3 separate regions of the Mus musculus genome follow, and regions 2 and 3 are each linked to region 1. A link is a loop called in an ENCODE intact Hi-C map of the cell type or tissue named here. Cell type or tissue: left cerebral cortex. All regions are shown on one strand.

Region 1 (8,000 bases):
CATTTATTTGAAATATTCTAGGTCCTAAGATAAAGACCTTTGTTTAATTTAGTAGTAATTGTAGTCTTCAAGAAATTAAGCACACATAGACCAGAAAGGACTTTCTCTCAAAAAAGCAATGTATTTAACTTCTTAAAATCAACATTAGGCATAGAGGTGGTTTTATTTTTCAGTGAATAAAAGAGAACTTGGCTATCTAAAGCAAATTATTATAAGTGCTTTTGAAGTTAAGACAACTTTTTCTCTTATCTAATACATGCTTATTACCAGAAAGACAGAGAAGCCGAAAGACAGCCAGCCATGATGGGCATATGGCTCTGTGATGCAGCACCTGCCTGGTGTGTGTAAGAGACTCTGGGTAAGATCTCCAGCCAGGGAGGAGTGGATGAGAAGAGAAGATGAACATATTGGTAGCTTAGTGGGGAGCCATATGGTACTGAGAAAGGGGCAGGCCCCAGAATTAAGCTGTGTGGATTCAGGCCTTGCCATTCCACACGCTAAAGCAGCTTGATGTCTTAGCTTCAGCTTTCTTATCTATAAGTGAAATGATAGTATAAAAAATGAAAGATTAAATTAGATAAATTGTGTAACGGACCTTCAGTGAATGTGACCTCTGGACTCAACTTTCTGGGCCCTTTTAGTCCTAGCATCTTCAAACAGGGATTGTGCTGGTTTTGATACAGTTGAAAGGAACACCTTCCATCTCAAAGTCACCGTGGACAAAAATGTGTTTTCCTTCTTCTTCTTCTTCTTCTTCTTCTTCTTCTTCTTCTTCTTCTTCTTCTTCTTTTTTTCTTACTGCATAGGAGGAGATTTCTGATAAAATCTTATTCATAGAGTTCACCCTGGTGATGTGGGCACAGGTGAGCTGGTGGGCTGATCAACTCAGCTACCTCCCAGGCCCAGATCCAGGACTTTGAATTGGCCCACCCCAATGTCTAGCCCAACTATGATTGGCTGGAATGCATGAAAGGGCTGGTCCTACAGATCCAAAGCTGAGGATCTCCAAGGCAACAACAGGATATCAGAGAGGAGCATCCAGTATTGATAGTGTAGCAGAAGCCAGAAGACTTCTCATTGCAACGGACACCTGCAAGATGTGTGGACAAGGGTATACTGTGTGACACCCTGTGACACACTACAGCTTCCACGATGAGAGGTGTTTTGGGTTTTTTTTTTTATTCTATCTTATTTTCTTTTGGGGAGGAGGTTGCAAGGGTGGAGGGCAGATACAAAGATGAATGGGACTGGAGTGCATGGTGTAAAATTCACAAAGAATCAATAAAAAGTTGATTTAAAATCTTAATCATAAAATTAATAATTGTAAAGCAAAGTAAACCTTTGTTTCAAATTTCAAAGTTTTATCTCCCAGCAACTTTTCCAGAAAAGATAAACATTTAAACTTTTTCACCTAAATTGTCTCATTTAGCTTACATAAACTTCCTCTGAAAGACTAAGACACTGGAGGGCGAAAGGAAAATACTTTTTATTATTAAGTGGGTGCCCAGCAAATGTCTTGTCTGTTTCTACCTCTTCATTTCACAAATGACAAATGACAATATAGAAACAATTCTGTCCTATAATTTCTACCTCTTCATTTCACAAATGACAAATGACAATATAGAAACAATTCTGTCCTATAATTGAGGAGAGGAAGTTCTTCATTCAGACATTCCCATGGCTTAACAATACACCCACCAAATCCACAAGGCTCACAAATTTATTATTTGTCTGTCAAGATTGTACCTGAGGGGACAAGTGAGCTGGCTCAGTGGTTAAGGCTGGCTACAGGCTGGCTACAGGCTGGCTACAGACTGGCTACAGGCTGGCTCGCAAACGTTAGTGACTCCAGTCCCAGGGATCCAACATCCTCTGACTTTGTGTACCAGTACAGACATGTGGGGCACAGACATACACACACTCATACACACATTTTTTTTAATCTAAAAATGAAAAATTAAAGAGTTTTTAATGATACGGGCAAATTTAGTTACCTTTCCCTATATTAAAAAATTGCCTTTTACCTAAGTCTCACAAACTCATGCAGTTGCTCACAGTGACTTATAGGTCTTGTCAGTTTCCTAGAGCCTCAGCTTTCAACAGCTAAAACGAACACTTAAGACTATGAATTATGACAATTCAGAACCATGTAATTTTTATTTATTTATTTTTGGAAAGAGGGTCTATAACGAAGCCCAGGCTGTCCTGGAACTCCTCGTGTAGACCAAACCAGTGTGTAGCTCTAACACACTGCAATCGACCTGCCTCTGACACCCTAGTGCTGGAATAAAAGGCATGCCCCCATACTCTGTCCGATCCATACAATTAAAAAAATTTTTTTTCAAACAGGTTTTTAGTAAATAGCCTTGATTGGCTCGGAACTTGCTATGTCGACCAGGATGATCTAAAGATTGAGGCGAGCAGGCAGTACTTCCGTTGTTGCCCTTCCGATGTTGGATTACTAGAATGTATCATGCATCACAAGGTATTTTTACTTAAGTCTAAATATGTAATTTAAAATACAGGCTTACTTAAGCCAATAGTGGCACCAACCGGTTGAATATAACCAATCATTGTAATAAGTATTTATTAGATAAAATATCTGCCCAGAACGGAGGCGTGTCCGTAGGCACTGATTTGGTACCGTTTTGAAATCCTCCCCGAAGCTTCAGAAACCGGTGGAAAGACTACCTGGTTCAGCAGACAGAACCGAGGGGAGGAGGGGCCAGGAGGCGGCCTGTCGTCTCCGTAACCCAGCGCGAGAATACGCCTCAGCGCATGCGCACCTGCAGGTGGGACCCGTCCATGTGCCCGATGGGGGAGGCGAGCAGGGAACAGCCTATAGATTTTGAATCTCTCCCTTCAAAAAAAGAATCTAGGCTGTGAGAAGTTCCGTAAACACTAACTCGAAGTTGTTCTCCCGAGCTCCGCATCAGGGACCGTAGACACAGACCCCCTAAAACAAGAGGTGACTTCTCTTTCCTCCCCCCTCCCTCGGGAGCAGTGGTGGGCCGATCCAGGCCACAGACTTTCGTTCGTTTGCAGCGGGTCGGAGATCGAAGGATTGAGCCAATTGCGGATGAAACGTCTTGGCCAGGAAGGGGGTGAGGGAGCAGCCCTTTGAGTTCCGCCTCGTCTCTAGGCGCTGGTGGGGAAGGGGGACGTAGGAAACCCCTGCCCTCTGAGCCAGCAGATCCGACGCCTCGGTGCAAAGTGTCGAGAGGGCGGCGGGAAAACCGCCCGCCCGGACCAAGGGACGGGAAGCAGCCGGGAAGCCGTGCGGGAGGGCGCGCGCGTGCGCGCCCCTTTTTCAGCAGTGTGGCGGGGTCGCACGCACGCCCGCCTCGGCGGCTGGGCGCGATTTGCGACAGTGGGGGGGGCGGCGGCGGTGGCGGCGCCGGCAGCTTTGCGGCAGGCTCGGGCCGGGCGTGCTTGACGGCGGTGTGGCGGAGGCCCCGCCCGAGGCGGCAAGAACCTGGAGGGAGGCGGAGGAACATGTCCGAGAGGGAAGTGTCGACTGCGCCGGCGGGAACAGACATGCCCGCGGCCAAGAAGCAGAAGTTGAGCAGCGACGAGAACAGCAACCCGGACCTCTCGGGAGACGAAAATGTGAGTGCAGCCCCGCCTGTCCCGGGACTGTGGAGTAGAAGTTTCAGGTTCTTTGGTAACTGCGGTCGGGGCCGGCGGGCGGGCGGCCGTGGGGGGAGGGAAAGGTGTCACCCGCGCTCAGGAGAACGCAGGCGTGCGGGGAAGTCCGGTTTGGCTGGGGCTTTCGAGCTGGGACTGCGGCAGATAGCAAGCAGAAAGTTGTCGAGGAGCGGATTAAAGGTCCCAAAGGGTCTGCGAGGTCCGCTCAGATCGTCCCTGCGTGGGAGACGGAGTTTGTGCCTTTGGGGGCTTGACGCTGATTGCGAATCTGAGATTGTACTTACTGGTTTAAAAGGCATGCTCGAGGTAAGAGGTTCAGTTTTCCCCAGGAAAGTTGGTACGAAGGGTCCTCGTAAGGATCCGAGGGGCTGTGTCACTGTAGAGCACTACGGGATCTTCAGGATGGAAAGTATAGATCTCTGGCTTGGGTTTACGTGACCGTGCGGTTATGTATGCCCCTTTCCATGGAAGTGCGGTGTGCCTTCGTGTCGACTTTTTTGTGGAAGGAGTAGAATCGAGAAGATCGTAGAGGGGGAGCCACCTTTGATTAAGGCAAAGGAGGGAACAGTTTGAAAGTTTTTGCTTAATGTAAAGGGATTGGAAGATTTCAGGCCACCGTGGTAAATTCTGTACTTGAGCCAAGTGTGAAGATTAAGGGAAGTCGGTGCTTAGAGAAATGCCGCCCCGTAAAAAAAAAAAAAAAAAAAAAAAAAAAAAAAAAATACTATGCAAGCGTTGTAAAGAGTACTAGACACGTGTTCTAATAATTAGATACTTATATTCTGATAGGGTAGCGTAGAGGCTTTGGCCTTTCGTATAATGATTACTTAGACTTTAATGAAAATGTCAAATTTATAATGAGGAAATTGTCAGGGAAAAAATTTAAGTGAAAGCTCATTTTATCTTTCCAAACTCCTAAGGTACATTTTTTGATGCTTTCTAAATTTATCCATAGTTGAATGATTGAGTTAGCTTTTGCTTCGGTCCCTTCAAAGAGGGACAAGACTTAACGTTTTGGTATGTGTGTTTTTGACACATTATTGAACCCTTTGGGGTCCTCTCAGAAAAAGGGATTTTTTGTTTGTTTGTTTGAGTTAGAATCTCCCTGTTCAACATAGACTCTCCCCATGCTGCCCTCACACCTGTTACCTTCCGTGCTTTAACCCTCTCAGTACCTAGAAGACATTTATGCACCACCATATCCTGCAGAATACTGTGGATGTATAGATGAAGCACATAAGATTACAAACCAGACCAAGTATAAAACTTTAAAATATATTTAATTTTCTTAAAGGGACAGAGGCATAAAAGCTCATTTGTAAAGCACATGCCTGACATCATTGGAGGGACAGGTTCTTTCCTCACCAAAGGGTGTGTGTGTGTGTGTGTGTGTGTGTGTGTGTGTTGGGGGGGGGGTGTTGTATTTTATTTTTTAAGTTTTGCAACAGGATCTCACTTTGTACTCTTTGTTGGCCTGGAATCCAGAGATCAGCATGTCCTGCCCACTAAGTGTTGTAGCAAAGGTTCGAGGCACAACACCTGGTTTCCCATCTAGAAGGAGTAATGGAACCATTGAGGGAGGTGATAGGGCTGATTTTTACCACCTGCACCAATTGTAATATGAGATGGGATTTTTAACTGGAAAATCCAAAATCGGAACTTTTTGCATAGAAGAACAATCGACAGGTGAGGAGAAACAGATAATCTGTGGTTTTCCTTTTTTTTAAATCGGGATCTTGTACTTCCCGTGCTGGCTAAGGTCTGCCTTTGCCTCCTGGGAATCAGATGCCTGGATGAAAATGATTTCAATTTAAGAGGCCAGTTTAGATTGTAACAATTAAAACTTCCACTAAAAGCTAATTGTACATTTACATCAAATTGCAATTCAATCACTTGTAGGTCACCTGCTTTATGTCAAGTACTTCATTCCTTGGTTCTTGGTTGGTTTTTTAAAAAGACATTTATTTTAGACCAATGTGAAGTTTGAAAAATCTTAAGAACTAATGTTTTTAAATGAATTAGTGGTTTTTAAATACCTTTTGACACTTCTATTTATTTTGTACCTTTTGTAATGTAATACAAAACCAACTTTAGGGAGCAGTAACTTAGACCACAAAAGCCGTGGGCTTCACTCTAACGACTGTTGGATACACTCAGACAAAATGGTTCGTCTGGAATGGATTTAGGGACTACTACTACCTAGTGATATATGGAAGTATCAGGGTGATACTTGGAAATTTTTGTATTCCAAAGAAGACTTAAGTATGGGTTCTGAACTGAAGATAAGAAGTCAGAAGACTTCTCAGTATTTCCTGCAGCTATATCTGTTTGGGCAGATTATTATAGTGTACAGAGTTCAGATCTCTGCACAGAGTAGAAATACATTTCATGGTAGGATTCAGACTATGAGGTGAATTGCATTTACATATAGTGTAGACCACGGAGAGCTTATTTAAAATGCTAAATGGTTTATGTTATAAATAAGTAGTCTTTGCATAACAGATGCTTTTCAAAACTACACCTAATATAGGAAGTAATAACACTCTCGCCCCAAATGGCCAACCTGAGTAGCAGTCAAATAAATTATGAAGATGTGTAGTAGGTCAGTCAGATTTATTGAATTATGTTAGTGAAATATTGAATCTTAGCAACTGTTTACCAGCAGGAGAGCAGTTAGTTTCCCCAGCATTTTCTTGTGGACAAGTGGCATTCCTACAGAGCTGTGTAGGAGTGAGTGAGGCTTTGTATTGGTGTCCCTGGTGTAGACCAGTGTCTTATTTAAAGCCCAGATTTGCCTATATCTTCCACTTCTCTGCAGTCTAAGTTTTCCACTAGTATTCTAATGTATAACTGGATTTTATGTCCCCACCTGCAGCCAGGAGTACAAGTCTCACTTTTTGCACACTTTTAATTAAGTCATCTTTTTAAAGATTTATTTATTTTATGTATATGAGTACACTGTAGCTGTACAGGTGGTTGTGAGCCTTCATATGTTGTTGGGAATTGAATTTTTTTGTAGGACCTCTGCTCCCTCCAGTCAACCCTGATTGCTCAATCTCTGCTCAATCCGGTCCAAAGATTTATTTATTATAAATAAGTACACTGTAGCTGTCTTCAGACACACCAGAAGAGGGTGTCATCTCATTAAGGATGGTTGTGAGCCACGATGTAGTTTTGGGATTTGAACTCAGGACCTTCAGAAGAACAATCAGTGCTCTTACTCGCGGAGCAATCTCAGCCATCTTTTTAATAGTGAAGTCCCTTGCTTTTAAATACTGTGTACATCTGTTTGATGAAGCTCCTAATTTATTTACTGCTCACAGGACGATGCTGTCAGTATTGAGAGTGGCACAAACACAGAACGCCCGGACACGCCCACAAATACGCCAAATGCACCAGGAAGGAAAAGCTGGGGAAAGGGAAAATGGAAGTCAAAGAAATGCAAATATTCTTTCAAATGTGTGAACAGCCTCAAGGTATGTGCTGGAAGCTCTAGACTTCAGACTTCTCTCAGGGCATATGGGATACCCTTAGGTCTAAACTATTTTAAAACTACTGTTTTAAAGGGGTTTCTGTTTGTTTAAGTTGACTATTCTAATCTGTCACACAGTTAATCAAGTGAGCTTTGTTTATCCTTGTTCTTTACTTTGAATGTATAATAGTGAGTATTGTAGGCTGTTCTTGACTTATTTGTTGATCCAAATAAAGGACTTTAAGAAATGTTACTCTTTATATTTCAGTAAACTATAACCAAAGCCACTTCTGACATCAGTTACTAAAAAAGAACTGAGTGTGATCTGTTAACTGGTCCCTAGCAAATGCCAACACATCTTAATTTTTAGTTTTAAAGATATTCTAAACTTTTGCTTATAATTACCTTTTAACAAAACAATGTGACATTTTTTAAACTTCTGGGTTTTGGGTCCATCCACATGGCTCAGTGGATAAGGGTGTTTTTGCTGCCAAGTCTGACAACCTAACTTTAATCCTTGGAACCCAGATGGTGGGTGGTTCAAGAGAATTGATTCCTGAAGTCATTCTCTGATTGCCACGTGCCTGGTAAGCCGGCCTTTACACACACACACACACAATTTTTTAATTTATTTGTATTTTATGGACATTGCTATTTTGCCTGCACACATATGTCTGTGTGAGGGGGTTCCTGCAGGTAGGTGTTAGATTGGGAAGCAAGCTGCACAAAGAGATGAGAGTGAACATTTGGTACAAACTGACTTGGTTATCTTGGATCGGGGAAACCTAACACCAGGTGGTTTTATTGTAGGCATATCAAACAGAATTTGGAAGAGGGTCTCCAGGTAGCAATAATTCCCATACTCATTTCAGTTCCAGGC
Region 2 (8,000 bases), 450 kb before region 1:
CCCAGGCCATTAGGCTTAAGATGCTTATAGCATTTAGAAGATATCAGTGACTTGTTAGGAAGATGGAAAATAACTGCAAAAGCCTACTCTTAGCCAGTGGTCCACATTCTGATAACTGTTTTCAAGATTTATAATTAAATTTCTTTAAAAAGTACTCCCTGGCCAGCATGGATGTGGGATGCAGTACACCAGAGACTGTTAGTGGCCCATTAAACATTCATCCCCCTTCATTCTAGATCTTCCCAGGACATAGTGCGAATTAGCCTCATCCCCATCACAGTGGTACAACCTGATTCATCTGAATTCATCATGGCAAACATGCCCTCTGAAAACACTTGGCTGAAGTAGTTCTAGATGGCCTGGTTTGGGACAATGGATGCTGGAAGACACGCCAACTGGTTGGGTAGGGTAGGTATTAGGGAGAGAAGAGTTACAGTCTTTTTTCCTTGTGCCCTAATGGTTAGATCTTAAAGGTCTGCTCAGTCACGTAGTGGGGAAGGTAGATTCACTTGGTCAGGGCCTTGACCCAGCCACTCCACAGGTGTCTTGGTGAGAGAGGGCTTGGTAGAACAATAGGCACTGGTGCCGGGGCTCTTTCTAAGACTTTTTCCCTAAACCTCAATAGACTGGAGCTGTGGAGCCGTAGGGTTCCCGCCCATCCTTTCCTAAGAACTAACCTGAATTCAGTTCACTCACTGAACCAGGGGCAGTGCTCTGAAAACATAGCAGTTCATCAGGGCTTCTCTTTGCCAAATCTTACCCGTCTTTAGAACTTAGACTCATCCTTCAGGGCACACCGAGGACTTACGGTTTTGTACTTTTCCAAGACATCATGCTTAGCTCGGCATCGCAGCAGGCAAGGTGTTTTATTTAAGCTTAGCCTCTCTATTCTGTTGACTTTTATATTAGGGTGACGGCTTGAAATCATTGAAAAAAGTTAGGTCTGCTTTAGAAGAGAGTTTGGTTGTTTTGCTTTGAAAGTTTCCCCTTTAACGATAACGGTTTAGAATAAGCCAACTTACATGTTGTCAAGTTGTTCCAATGATAAATATTACTTTATAGAGGCAAGTACTTTAGTAGCAACCCTGGTTGCTTATTCTTGAATGGTCAGAGATTAAATACAAAGGGCTGTAGCACACAAGGAATAACACTCCCCACCCCACCCCACCCCCGCATGGGTGTGTTTCTGTTTCAAAGGTAGTTTATATACTTGGAGGAAGCATGGAATTTAGAGCCAGAAAGCAGACTTGCTTACTTAGTTGGCAGTGTCATGCACAAGAATAAAAGTATGATGCCCATTGTTAAAACTCTGATTTTGTAACAGTGATGAAGATTAAAGCAAGTCAAGGAGTCCCCTGGCATCCTGCCTAAGAGCCTTCAGTTTGCATCTCCCTCAGCCTCTCTGGGTCTTCATGGCTCTAGTTAAGCCACCCTCTTAGAGTCTCACTGTCTCATCTATAAAATAGTGACAACGCATCCTCTCTTTGAATGTGAAAAGTGTTAGACTCGGTGGTGGGTGGACAGAGGACCCAGTGGCTAAGAGCACTTACTGCTCTTGCTAAGAACCCTGGCTCAGTTCATGGCAGCTCACAACCATCTATGGCTCTAGTTCCAGAGAATCTGACACCATCTTCTGAGCTCCTAGAATACATACATGATGAGTACATACATGCAGGCAAAGCACCCACACACAAAAAATCTAAATCATTAAAGAAAAAAAATACTTGAAAGCAACAATCACATTCTCTATGCGTCCTTCTTCATTTATATCATGACATTGTCTAGGAAATAAGTTCAAAGGCAACCTGGGCTGTGTATGTTTCTCTCTCACACACAAAACAAGCAAGCAAACAGACGCACAACTAACAAGAACAGGCAAAGAAAGCCCCCAAGTAATAGTTCTTTTAAGTAAATCAAACTTGCTATGTAACTTTTGATGTTCCTGGCACCAAGTGAATGAGAAAATTGCTATGCTATAATCTATCTTATAGGTATTCATAATTGCATATAACAATGACTAAATATAGGAGAAATAAGAAAATAAATTATATTCTAGGAATTAACTTGATAACTTTACTTCCTTAGGAACTTTACATTAATCTACATTTAACTCTGTTAAATAGCTACTTTTACAAAACTGAATTATTCCTACAAAGAATGCCATAAGTACACATATACGCATTCAGCTTGGACTTTTAAAACACAAAATTACACAAAATGTATTGACAGAAACAGAAAACAATTTATGAGCTGCTACCAAAATCTGCTATGACTAGTTACCTTAAATTGAGGTAATTTTTTTGCCTATTAGCATATTGTAAAATAGTCTCAATAGAGAATGTCTAAATCCTCTCAGTTATTAAGGAGAAAAACCAAGAAAGTGGAAGTAAGATAGACTTGCAGAAAATATTAGAATTGGTTGATGTAACGAACTTGAATCTTAATGCTCAATAGAATGAATGTATCAGAGCTAGCTTTTACACTTTGGCACACAAGTGAATGATCAAACTTTTGCTTTGCCAAGCTAATACAAAATCAGATCCAATTAGAGCCTTTTTGCTGAGAAGTTTTTGTCCTACCATGCTGACTTCTGTTTGTTTATACGCCCACCTACAGTGTTGTAAGCCTATTGTTCTGCAATGGCTAATGGGGCTGTGTCTTCCCTTTTTTCCCCCACGATAGCATGTTTATTTTAGGATCCATTAAATCATACATCTTTTCAAGCTATCTATAGGAAGATGTCTGAGGCTGAGAATGAGTGAGTTATGAGGTAGAAGATACGGATAATCTTAAGAAACCTTTGAAGGTACAGCGGGGAACACTGGTTAATCTTAAATGTGTTCTAGTGGGTGTAACTGAAAATTAACATTAACTTTGCAACAGTAACAACAACAACGTCATAGTAAAGTAGTTTTTGTACTTAAAAGTATAGTAAATGAATTATCTTTGCTTTTGCCATAAATCTAAGGCACATGGACTTGAAATATTGACTGGAGACCACAGGAAGCACAATTTCTCTTATGGAAAGAGATGGCGGAGTTTGGCATTAAGCTCTCTCTCTTTGCTTAAGAGATCCAGGCTGTGCTTTTTGAAGGCTTCTGATTGCAGACGCAGCTCATCATAAGCTTTCTGGATCCCATCTACCCTGCGCTGAAGCTCGCGAACTCTCAGGTTGCTATCAACGGCCACTGCCTCTTGCTCAAAGCGTTCCAGCGCATGCTTCTTAGCCATGGCTGCTGTCTCCAACTTCTCCTCAAGCTGGCGGATCTCAGCCTGTTTGTTCTGAAGCACCTTGCCTCTCTCCATGGACAGCTGCAGCAGCTCCTCTTTCTCTCGCAGGACAGTCTGCAGCCTGGCCTGCAGCTCCTGGTTCAGGTTGAGATTAGCCTCTTGCTCCTTTCCCATCTGTTCCGTGGCCTGCTGGTGTTGCTGTTTGATGCTCTGCAGCTGGCTGCGCAGCTCCTCGGTCTCCTTGGCATGGTCACAGGCTTGCTGGTTCTGCAGGCCCAGCAGCTCCTCCTCTCGGGCCTGAGCCTGGCTAGCTTCGTGAGCGCATCTCTGTTTCAAGACCTCCAGTTCCTCCACCAGGGCCTTGTTGAGTGTAGTGAGCTCCAGTACCTTAGCCTCCTGGTCTTTCAGAGCCTGGCTGAAGAGGCTGTTGTTTTCCTGCCTCAGCCTCGCATTCTCCTCTTTCAGCTTGACGTTTTCACTCTTGTGCGCATCCTTGAAGCGAATCATCTGCTCGTGGTTGGATGCCAGGATCATGAAGTGATTCTCCAGCTTTTGGATGTGCTCACTCTGGGCCTTCAACTTCTCCATCTCCTGCAGCCTCTTCTCCTCCAGCTCCGAGTTGAGCAGTTCTAAGATCTGGCAGCGTTCCAGGGCCTCGTCGGATCTGCGTTTCAGGATGCAGATGAGCTGGGATTGCTCTTGGATGCGGGAGCGAAGCATTGCCTTCTCGCCCTTCTCCTCCTCAGACAGTCCCCTAAGGTTGGCCAAAGCTTCTCTCAGACCGTCCATTTCCTTAAACCCCAATTCCTCATCCTGGTTTTGCAGGTTTTCGTTTTGTTTTCCTAAGATCTCGTCGGGGGGTGGGGTATCCATCCTAAGAGTCTTCTCCTCCTGCGGCATAGACGCGCTCTGCGGGAGAACTGACTTCAGTCTTTCCCCCTTCTGATTTCAAAGGGGCGTTGCTATGGACGCTTGGCACTCTCCAGCGGTTGGTTTTTCCAGTAAGGAGTCCTATAATTGGTGGACAGGCCTGCAGAACGCAGTGAGGTAATAGGGGGAGTTCAGGGCCAATCTGGTCAGGCTACGCATGTCGTTTAAACCAATCACAGTTCTTAGTTCACTGCCACTGTCCCGCCTGTGCCGCAAAGACATAAGCCTTCCACAAAGTCAGCTTCCTATTCTCTACAAATCCTGATTTCTCATAAGAGTAAACAAAGTAAGCTTACAGTGACTTACTCTGCTCTTTATTCTGAAAAGAAACTGCTGTCTATAGAAACAATTCGCCATGGGTGCACACAAAGGAGAGTCTGGACCCAAGTCTTAGCTCAGCTGCTATAAATGAAATTTCTTTTGTTTCCCTTAACTCTAACCTTATCTTTGGGAGTGGACACCTTTAGTTAGACACTCAATCCTCCTGTTTATCTATTGGGAAAATAAATGGACAGACAGAAACGCAATGAACAATACAGATGCAATCAAATCAGAAACAAAAACCAAAAACCAAACCAAAACAACAACACACCCCATGATGGTTGATTACACTTGTGCCTTGCACACTGGAAACATGGAGATACAAGTCTGTTTGACAAGACGCCAAGAGTGATAGTCGAGTGTGTATAAAAGTGTCAGATAAGATTGACATATTAATAAAAACCTTAGAAGCATTAATAGAGCACCATGTTGAAAGAGAAATAAATAAATACATTTTAAAAACGAGACAGAAACAGCTGAGCAATGAATCTCAAGAATGATCCAACAAATGCAAGCAAAAATTAGATGGTATTTCATCCACCAAAGTCAGTAAAAATAAATGGATATAATTCTCATTAATTATGATTTCCCTTTAAACATGATAATGCTCAATTAGCTGTTTCTTTTGGATATTTAGATTCCAAGCTTCTTAATTATTATGAGGTAGATGGCAGAAGCTTTGCACAAGGTTCTTCTTCCTCCTCCTCCTCCTCCTCCTCCTCCTCCTCCTCCTCCTCCTCCTCCCCCTCCTCCTCTTCCTCCTCCTTCTTCTTCAGATTATTTCAAACAAACAGCTCCCCACAAGGACAGTTACTGGCTCTCAATACAGTTAAAGCACTTTTAGTTAGCATAGACACTCTTAACTGACTTTCATCCAGAATATAAAGAGCAAATGACCAGAAAATTTGAATGTGTCTCTTCTTGTTTTACATATAGTGAACATTGTATTTGTTGATTACCTTATATGGTTATGTGATATAACAAACTGAAATTATAAAATATATTTTCTAAGAACAGGAAAAACTCTCAAAATATTAACATCAGTTGTTTCTCCGGGTTGGAATAACTGTCTCCCTCCCTCCCTACCTACCTAAGGCCCACACACATAACAGATATTCAGAGATCTTTATTGAATAGTTTTTCCACATTTAAAAATGTATTTTGTTAAGTACAAATTAACTTCTGTAACATCAAAATCGATAGATTTTTTTTCTAAATTAAAGCAAAGAACTTCAAAAGATTTATTGAGGGTGCAGGAGGAGGAATACTAACACATAGGATGTTTGAAAAAGTTTGAGTAAACCTATTTTATAATCTTTTAAAATATAAATATTAGAATACACACACACACACACACACACACACACACAAACACACATATATATTTCTCCCTAGAAGCCATAGATCATGAAACAAAGAGCTAAGCATCAGGAACAAGACATTTGCCTTAAAGCTATTGATCAAAAAATCCAGAGACTCCTAAAACGACCCAGGCTATCTTCATTCTTCTTAGTTGCCCACCAAGACTTGATAAGACCCTGTTATTGGAGATACCACATGCTTTTGTCACAGAATATGGAAAATGAAACTGATCTTATTGGCTAGCTTTCATAGTGCTGGAAGGTGCTCTGTAGGCTTGCTGGGGGGAAAGACATCAACATTCTCACCCAGCTGTGAACCCTGCATACTATAATAAGGACCAGCTCAGCCAGATGTGCTCCTCAGTGCAAAGATGAAATGAATGCTATTCCATTTAAGGCCTGTTCCTCAAGGTGGAAGTCAACTGGGACAAGAACCCATGGCATGGTAGGTTAGAGGCCTAAGGAAAGGATTTACTACTATTGTGTTGTTAAGTGGACATAGATACAACATCCTTCTAAACATTTATCTTCCTACCTATTGATTAGTGCAGCTCTCAACCATCTTGCAGCAGATATGAAGAATACAGGACTAGAACACTCAGCTCTAAAGGCAGCACCTGCATTACCAGTCCCCAGTCTCCCCTAGAGCTCACGGGTCATCACAGAAGAGGGGGTGAAAGATAACAAGAGTTAGACGTTTGACGGCTTCAAATCAGTGTGTCCTGGACACCAAGGGGTGCTTTCTGGGTGTGAACTCATGAAGTCATAAGTGTATTCAGGAGACCTCCACAGGATCAAGGTAGGCAAAATTTCTATGTGGCTGTGTTGTGTGACAGTTTTCCTCATCAGATTCACCAGCCAGTCACTCCCAGAGTAATTGAGCTAAACTGCAAAGAAGACTCTGAGACCAGACCAGCTGTCTGGAAGAAGCAGAAAGCAGTCCAGCTGCCTGGAAGAGGTTCAGACCACATGGAAAGGACATTCAGACCACATGGAAAGGACACTCTCCAACCTATCGAGCAGGCTACAGGCTGTGCAGTGTGCTTCAGGTTCCCAGCCTTTGGGGAGCTGTCACCCATGCTGGGGTGGATTTTGGTGATGCATCCATCTTTGTTGAGTCACTTCTCCTCCTGTAAGTAAACCCCCCCACCCCATACTCTGGTAAGTAATCCCAATAAAACTCATTGGTTTGCTGATGGTATCGGACTTTGGCTTGTCCTGGGATCCCTCTCTGGAGTAAGGAGATGTGTGTGTGTGTGTGTGTGTGTGTGTGTGTGTGTGTGTGTGTGTGTGTTGCATCTTCTCAGGGAAAGTTTTGTCACACAACAGAAGGGAAGGAGCTCCACCCATATCTGAGAAACTGTTGGCAGTTGGTAGCCAATGGGGGAAGAAATTTTCTTTAGAGATGCTACTCCGGGTAGGTTGCCCTTTCTCCAACTGATGGCCCTACACCTAGTCACGAACTGGCAGTACCAACTAGACTGAGTGATTATATAGAAAGAAGAAGAAGAAGAAGGTGAAATGGAGAGGTGGCAGGTTAGGGGCATCTGGAAGGAGTTAGAGGGACAGAAGGGGGTGAATTTGATAAAAATATGCTGTATACAGATATGACATCTATCTATCTATCTATCTATCTATCTATACTTAAAAAGAATGAATCCAACACAAAAGAAGACTAGGTGAACTGCCACATCCACTCCAGTAGTGACACGCATGACAGGCCAAAAGCCTGGATGCAGTCCTGAGGCAAAGAGTTTCACAGAAACTTAGTCTCCTGGAACTGTGGCATTCCATAGCATGTATGGTCCAATTTTGTCCTTGCGAATGGATCTGTGTGCTTCCTTTCAGTATTGTTTTGTCATAGGTGCCTCCAAGCAATGACTTGCCAAATACCTAAGCAAAATCGAACTTTGCTTCCTGGCCTTCATCAATGCCCTAGGTAGTCCTTGAGCCTACCCTGGGCTTGGAATTTAGTAAGAATGTTGCCTATTCAGTGACATTCAGAATTGCCTCTGGTATTACACTATCACTTAGAATAAAAGCCAAGTTGCTCCCATATACAGGAATTTACAATGGTTTAGGAAGTAGATCGGGCTGTGGTTTTAGAGTATTGCATTATTCATGAGATGGTTAGCTAGAAAGGAACTCCCTAATTAT
Region 3 (8,000 bases), 150 kb before region 1:
TGTTACGCATTAATACTTATAAGCAAAAAGTCTTCAGTAAGCATTAAATGTAATATGAATTGACTCAAAATTTATGGACAATAATCACTTCCTAATATGGAAAAATCTTGTCAGAAGTACACAAAAGCCACTTCCACATGCTAAAGGATTGATGAGAGAGACAAATTACTAGGCATATTTTTGTTAAATGCTACCATTTTAAAGATGAAATTGTTTCTTACTCAGTTCAAAGAAGGAGACGTTAGTAGTTGAAGATATTAAAAGGCATAAGAAAACTAACTTTCAAAACTAAGAAAAATTCTTAAAGAGCCAAAAATTATTCAAAGGAGCAAAAATTACTTGAAATGATGCATTTCTCTATTACATATAGCCTGAGATTAACACCAAAACTTGTCTCTAGGTAACTTTTCAAAACATGCTGAAGTGTGAAGGGAGGGTTGGAACCCATTCATCAATGAGATTTTTCTAAAGTATTAGAGAAAAACAGCTTACAATAGAAGAAAAATAGTATCATTGTTCGTTTAAAAACCTCATTAAGAAAAAGACAAGAGGCACCTTATTTTTAATATTAAAAAACATATTAAACATATATTAAAAAACATTACCAAGTATACTCAAGCTCTACAAGTATGGGAGTTTGTAGACAGCAGAGAAAAAGTTAGGTTATCCTTAAATACCAACTAGTTCCAATCTATAATATTGACAAAGGTCACTAACTAGATAAAAACCACCTTTGCTTCTAACCTAAAAAAGGGAAAAAAGGAAGAAAAAAAAAAAAAGAACCAACAACCTATCTTCTACGTTCTCCCCCATTCTAGCAACACTTCTCGATAAGCATTGCTGCAGCTGGAGAAGCCCTTATAAAGAACATTTCAATGCTGTTTCTGCTGCGATTTACCACTTTGAGTTAAAGAACATTTCACAGATTACCAAGTATCTTCCGCCCCCTTCACACCAACAAAAACAAATGAAAACCCACAAACAGCACTGACACAAAAACAGTAGAGTAGGGTTTTGTACCACAGAACCAACCCAGCATTGTGGAGGGCTGAGGAAGAACTATGGTCTCTGTCCCAAGTTCAAGGCCAGCTTGGGCTACACAGACAAATTTGACACAAGTCTGGAATCGGAACCATGGAAAAAAGAATCCCATGGGTAGTCTTTCAAAAGAATGTAAACAAAAGCATCTCTCCAAGTATATATTTTTCAAAACCCATTTATAATTTATTCACAATCCCCTACAGAATGTTTATAGTGGAGTCACCATTTAAATATCCCTTCCACTTTCCTACATCGGGTCAGTTAAAAAGCAGCCTGTCTAAGTACCACAGCCAACCAAAGGATGGCTTCTATGAAACGTCCACAGCCAGGGAACAAATCGCAACGAATAATGGGTTTTGTCTGTGGCAACAACTTGTTCTAACAGCACTTCATGACCAGTGGGTCTTAGAATTCACACCGCCGTATTTTTTTTTTCTTCAAGTGCAAACCTCACAGCCAAAGTCCAAGTGAGAAACAAGATTCCTTACAGCGAATTCCCTTTCAGGACAAGCTCGCTCTTGCTTCACAGGGCAAAGCAACTTTCATGTATGATGAAAGTCAGTTTGGCTAATGTGTCCGGGAGTCATTTAAAAAGAGAATTTACTATCCTTGCTATATCCCTATTTTTTCCTGAAACATTCCACTGACTCAAGGACTGAGTGATCCACTGAGCTTTGTACCCTAGGGCAAAGGAGCAACAAGAAAAAGGAGGTGGTTTTACAGGTGGCTCCTAGGTTAGAAAGCAACTGGGAGGAGTCCGCTCTATTAACTGTACCTAAGTTTATGCTGGAGTTACATTATGCCGCTTAAGCAAGATAGTTATCCAAAATACAGCTAGCATAAATTAAAACGTTTCCAAACCTGATTATTTGTACTTAAATATATTGATCCATTTCGAACCGCTACACATCACACTCAAGCTTCTAAATTCAAACCACCAATGTTAACAGTTCCAGGAACTGATACCAAAACCAGCAAAGCCCTTATCCATATCCTCATATGGATTACAAAAGGGGGGGGGGGGTAGAACATGCACAACACACAACTTCAAAACTCAGACAATATAATGATGGCAAATAAAAATAGTAACTTCCCACAAAGCCTTCCCCACACCACACTGAATCCCTTTGTTTCTACTCCCCACAAGCGTAAATGGAATAAAAGCCGAGTAACTGGGCATAGTATTGAAAGAAGGAGGTGACAAGAAGTCAAAGGAACTTAACGGAAGCTAGAATGGCAAAGATGACCGAAAAGGTAGATAGAAAGGTAGAAAAGGAAACCACAAAGAAATGGGAGGAGGGGAAAAACACTTCAAGAGCTGAGAAGTGACAGAAATCTGGTCCCACCAAGCAGAGTTAGTACGGAAATACGAAAAAAAAAAAAAAAAAAAAAAAGAAAGGAAAGGGAATTTTAAAAAGCTAATGGAACAATGGGGCGGTGAGCCTGAGTCCTGGAGACATTAGCCGGGGAATCACTGAGCGGACGGCTGCTAGGAGGTACGGGACGGGTGGGATGGAAGGGCAAAAGGGGCTGCAGTAGCTGGGAGAGGAGTCTGAGTGAGGAGCTGGGTGGGAGGCAAGTTGGTGGAGCGCGATGGGCTTGGTGGTGCCGGGGGCTAGGAGGCGAGGGTCTCAGGGGATCTCTGGGGGCGCAATGGATTGTCACATTTTTTTTCTCTCTTTTGAGAGAAGAGCAGAGGCCGTTAAAGGCAGGTGTGATGGGAGCAGAAAAGAACACACAGCTCGACCAGGCACAGGAGCCATCGTGCAGATAAGACGCAGGGAGGGAAGAGGCAGCCCAAGAGAGAGAGGAGGACGATGGAGAGGGGTCGGGAGAGGATGCGGGGGGTCTTCACTCACAGTCCAGGTGCTTTTTCTTGGGGCCCATGATCTCGTGGGTCGTGGCCTTGCATACTGTCTTAGATACCGCGGAGCCAGTGACACTGTGCTGGGCCGCGGTGATTCGGTCCGTCAGGCTCTGGCCAGACATCTCTGCGGCTCGTCCGCCACCCCTTCCGCTCCGCAGCCGGCGGGGCCTGGGACCCCCAAGCGCCCGAGGGTCCCCACCCCCCACCGCACCCCCTACCCCCACCGGCTCCCCGCCCGCCTGCCGGCCTGGGGCGGGGCTCAGGGCCGCGCGCCGCCACCCGCTCCGAGAGCCCCGGCTCGCGTGTTCCCCCGGCGGGCTCCCACACCAAGTCGGGGCCACTCCCGGGTCCCGCGCCTCAGCCTCGGCCCACCCCTTCCCTGGTCAGCTGGAGCCCGACCGGGTAAGAGGGCCAGGCAGCTGCAGGAAAATGGCGGCGCCAGGCTCCTCCTCGGAGCTTTCCGGGCTGCCCCTAGGTCACGTGACTCGGGTTCCGCCCCCTGCTCGCTTCCTCCCGCCCCTTCTCCCTTCCCTTTCCTCTCCGGCGCGCCCCCCTCCCTCGCTCCGGCGAGGGAAGAGCGGGGCGGCGCCCGCGCGCTACGTGGTGGAACCCGCCCGGCGGGCGCAACAGGAGGCCCGCCCGCGGGGGACGGCGCGGCCCGCCGCGTCACGTGACGCGCCCTGCCAACAGGTCGCCCGAGGCAGGGCCCCGCGTGTCGTAGGGGGGCGGGGGGGAGGGGCGGCCCGCTGCGCCCCTCTTTCACCCCGGAGGCGAGGACGCCCGCCCTCGTGTCAGAGGCTGACGCCGTGGGCTTGACAAAGAGGTGAGGCAGCTGCTGCCTGTGCGTAGTTTTCACCCCGAACTGGAGGTGCCTGGGCTCCGGGGCTTCGCCTCGCTCAATTTGGCGCCGACCCCACGGCCCTCCTCCTGCCTTAAAGAAAACGGCTCCAGCCAGTCTCTTTCTGAGCCTACACACAGGCCTCTTCAAATGCACCCCGCTCTCCCTTTTAGTAACAGGGCTTTGGGGCTTTTTTTTTTTTTTTCACCCCCTCGTCTTCTTTGAGAGTGTTGGAAACGTCACCTAGTTTTGTTTATCTCGACTTACTAAGAGTCGCCACGTTCCTGCCAGTCTAAATTTAGATAGAAGCCAGCCCGGTATTCATTCTCTGCGGTGTCAAATACGACAGGAAACACATAGCTTCAGTGGAATTTGAAAAGGGAAGTAGTAGGGTGATGTCAACAGTGATTAACTTGACCCTACAAGGCTGACAACCAGCGAGATTAAAGGTCCACACCATAGAAGGAAGTGAGACAGCTCGGTAAAAGGAGAAGTCCCATTCAGAGTCAGACATCAGTACCTGCGATCTCCCCTGGTTTAGCCTTTCTTCCCTTTGGCCTCTTTTCTCCTCTTGTGTGAGCCAGATTTCCATGGAAAGATATTGACTCTGCCCTGTAGGCATTTTAGACCAGTATTACATCCCGAGACTTAGATCTATGAAATCCAGAAGATCTATGAACAAAGCCTTTTTAAATGTTACTAGTGCTCCACATTTAACTCAAGAGTTAGGGATAAATTTTAAATTCTCTGTGAATGTTAAGTTACCATCATGGTTCTATGTAATCTTGCTAGTTTCAAATGAGATTCGAGCGTACTCAAAATCTGTGTACACCATCTGCCAACCAAATCTAGAATATTGCGCTTAAATCTGTTAACTCTCAACGGATGAAAAGCTAATAGATGTTTAAAATTGTGTGTGGTATGAGGAATTCTGTGGTCTCTTCACATTCCCTTTCTATCTCACACGCCATTCTGAAGCACGGTGATTTTGGCAAGAACTCACAATTCTTATTAAGGCTGCAGGTTTCATTCTTGTCACACCAGCTTGAGAATTCACAAAACTGTAAAACTCCCTTTGGTGCATCTGCATTCCATTTGTAATTTGGTACCCTGTGTTTATCAGGCAGTGGAATGACCGGGAATTTTTGTTTGGTTGGTTTTTGTCTGTGGTGTGTACTCATGTATGCATGTTCACGTGACCCACATGTGTGTGCAAGTTTTAATCCATTATAATTTCTTTTATTCTCAAACTATTCTACTAATTTCTTAGCTAATTTCTTTATCATTGTTTAACCAACTATCCAGTTAATATTTTCTGAACCTATAGTGGGATTGTTTTTGCACTAAAATTGTCTAGTAACTCTCTAAAGATTGTGTCTCCACAATGTGCCCACCCATGCCCTACCCCCATACCACCAATTAATATGTTGAATTTTAATCCTCAAGAGTGTTAAGATGTGGCCTAATGGGAAGCATTTAAATCATACACGGATTAATACTAACTATAAAAGTATTTGAAGTTCCTACTCTTTTCTCTTTCTCTTTGCCTTGTGCTCTAAAATAACCAAGCTCTTGATTTCGGGGACCTCCTAGCCTCCAGAATTGATCAATGTATGCTTATTAAAAATTAACCAGTTCTGTGGGTTGTGGTGGCAGCAGCACTTGCCTTTAATTATAACACTTGGGAGGCAGAGGAAGGCTGATCTCTGAATTTGAGGCCAGCCTGATCTACACAGAGAAACCCTGTCTTGAAAAACAAAAACAAAAAAGTTACCCAGTCAGAGCTGGTGCTGGTTGTGGTGGTAGTTGTGATGGTGATGGTAATGGGTAGTGGTAATGGAGGTGGTGATGATGGTGGTGATGGTGGTGGTGGTGGTAGTGTTGATGGGGGTGATGGTGGTGGTTATGGTGGTGATAATGCACCTTTAAGTCCAGTGCTTAGAAGGCAGAGACAGGTGGGTCTCTGTGAGGTTGAAGCCAGCCTGAACATAGTTTCAGGAGAGCCAGGGCTATGTAAGGATACCGTGTCTCAAAAAACAAACAAAAATTATCCAATCTGCAGTCTTCTGCTATAGCAACAAAAAGTAAAGCAAGCTCCACTGTCACTGTCCTAGAAGCTTCAGGTCTCTGTGCCATGGAAACAGGACTCTTTAGGATCTACCCCTGACCTAACTACTTACTGGACCTCATCTCTTTCTAGTTTCCTACTGTATGCTGCCTACTACACTTAGAAATACCATTTTGGTGTACATCCTAATGGGTATGAATCTCCTTTTGCTACTGATTGTATTCTGTATTTACTTCTTCAATTGCTTTACTGCACTAACATGGGGAGGGAAAAAAGAGAGGCTTGTGGTTTCAATCTAGACTGCCTCCTACAGAATCATGTGCCTATTCCTGGGGCTGTAGAGAGGGCCCAGTGTTAAGAACATTTGCTGTTCTTGCTGCGAACCTGAGTTCAGTTCCCAGGAACTGGGTTAAATCATAGCCATCTCAAATTCCAGCTCCAGGGGATGTAGTGTTCTCTCCTGGCCTTTGAAGACAAATGCATATATATATATATATATATATATATATATATATATATATATATATACACACACACACACACACACAGACACATGGGTCCCTATAAATAATTTTTAAATTATAAACTTTTTAAAATAAATAAATACCTGGTCCTGAATTGGTAGTACTATTTTGGGAGGTTATGGGGCCTGTATGATGGAGGTAGGCCCTAGGAGGTATTCCTTTGAGGGTTATAACCTAACCTACTCCTTCTGGTCCTGCTGTGTGCTTTCTGTTTGATCAGTCATGTTACGAGCTCTGCTACATGTTCCCACGAACACAGTGCCACTCTACGTATCTCCCCACTACTGATGAATGGGCTGAGACATGCTGAAACCAGGAACGACAGTCCTTTTATGAGGTACTTCAGTCGGGTATTTTGTCTTAGTGATAAAAAAAGCAACTGATACATATCCTCGTTACATCAAATTTACAGCGTAATGATAGTTGGGTGCATGAATGAAAACACAACTTATTTAAATAGACCATCACTGCAAATCTTCCATTTGATAAAATCTTCCCGAGTTTCTATTAATATATTGTGTCCATTGTATAATTATCCTATAATATCTGTCTGAGGCATCATCCTTACTCAGTATTTTATTAATCCATTCTTTCAAAAACTATGTATTGAACATTTACTGTGGGTCAGGCACAAATTTAAATGCTCTATCCTGGTCTAATGATGAACTCAATAGTTCTGTACAAACTATCAGTTCTCTATTTCAGTCCAACTTGAAGGCAAGTTTGATTTACAATGAACAGTCCCCAAACTGTGTAAATAGCATATGTTAGTCCCCACTAAATATAAATGTGTGTGTGTGTGTGTGTGTGTGTGTGTTTGTGTGTTGGAGAGAGTCCTGGAGTCCAGGAGGAAGAATAAACAGTGTTTAATGCCTTCTATCAACTACAAATACAACAAAACTTTTTCATGTAATTCTTATAATAATTGCAAAACGTATTGTACTTATCTAATACAGCAATACAAACAAGCCCAATAAAGTAACCTCCCTAAGTTCCACAGATTCTAAGTGTCAGAAACAAGATTTAGGAACTCATTTTTTTTCTATTACTATATATAGACCATTTAGTCAATAATTGAAGCAACTGACAATATAAATTAAATTCACTCAACAAATAGATCTTCTCTGTAGACAGCATTCTAGGTCGTGTTGGATATTATAATATTATAATGTACACGATAAGCATGGTTTCTATTCTTAGACTCTGGTAGGATAGGATTGTATTTGTAGGCTTCCATGTTTTGTGATCTTATTTTGAGATAAGCTCTTATTCTGTAGCCCAACATGGCCTTAAACTTACTATTTAGCCCAGGCTAGCCACAAACTCATGTTCCTCTAGCTCCAGACTTCTTAGTGTTAAGATTACAGACATGTACCATCATCCCTGGCCTGTTCTTAGACCTTAAAAAAATCTTGAAGTAGGAAGAGAGGAGAAAATAAGTGGGAATTAAAATGTGTGCTTGACCTGAGGCTCCTGATAATGTCTATGACTTAAAAGTAAGAAAGTGGGCCTGGCATGGTGGCACTTGCCTGTAATTCCAGAGCTTGGGAATTAAGAGCTCAAGGTCAGTCTGACCTGCATAGACCCTGTGTCAAAAAGAGAGTGAACGGAAAAGACCGTGGAAAGAAATGACCAGGTTTTGTGTAGTTGCTACTTCATTTA

What was found. Peaks named below come from ENCODE experiments on the same cell type or tissue, not always from the same donor. Only the 100,000 strongest peaks of a DNase experiment are listed, where the experiment ranks them.
Region 2: it touches region 1 in a loop (2.4-fold over the local background); 16 of 42 quality-filtered maps call a loop at or near these places.
Region 3: a loop joins it to region 1, with 2.1 times the contacts of the local background. A loop is called at or near these places in 8 of 42 quality-filtered maps.

Annotation. Positions count from the first base shown.
Region 1 is chr7:89,976,021-89,984,020 of GRCm38, reverse strand. It overlaps Eed (embryonic ectoderm development), which reads left to right and starts at 3,045. Exons shown (of 12, transcript NM_021876.3): 1 at 3,045-3,609; 2 at 6,972-7,124. The coding sequence starts at 3,496. RefSeq lists cis regulatory regions at 2,568-2,575, 2,771-2,778, an enhancer at 2,750-2,786 and a promoter at 1,447-3,209. In left cerebral cortex, no CTCF peak of the experiment used is centred here; DNase peaks (open chromatin) are centred at 2,786, 3,027 and 3,376; H3K4me3 peaks cover 2,941 bases; H3K27ac peaks cover 2,244 bases.
Region 2 is chr7:90,422,715-90,430,714 of GRCm38, reverse strand. It overlaps Ccdc89 (coiled-coil domain containing 89), which reads right to left and starts at 4,403. Exons shown (of 1, transcript NM_027298.1): 1 at 2,051-4,403. The coding sequence starts at 4,131. The coding sequence ends at 3,019. In left cerebral cortex, no CTCF peak of the experiment used is centred here; DNase peaks (open chromatin) are centred at 3,927 and 4,259; H3K4me3 peaks cover 1,178 bases; H3K27ac peaks cover 271 bases.
Region 3 is chr7:90,125,603-90,133,602 of GRCm38, reverse strand. Picalm (phosphatidylinositol binding clathrin assembly protein) reads right to left here and starts at 3,390. Exons shown (of 20, transcript NM_001360867.1): 1 at 2,901-3,390. The coding sequence starts at 3,030. 2310010J17Rik (RIKEN cDNA 2310010J17 gene) reads left to right here and starts at 3,667. Exons shown (of 3, transcript NR_046007.1): 1 at 3,667-3,731; 2 at 6,559-6,675. In left cerebral cortex, no CTCF peak of the experiment used is centred here; DNase peaks (open chromatin) are centred at 2,793, 3,406, 4,117, 4,537 and 4 more places; H3K4me3 peaks cover 3,879 bases; H3K27ac peaks cover 3,520 bases.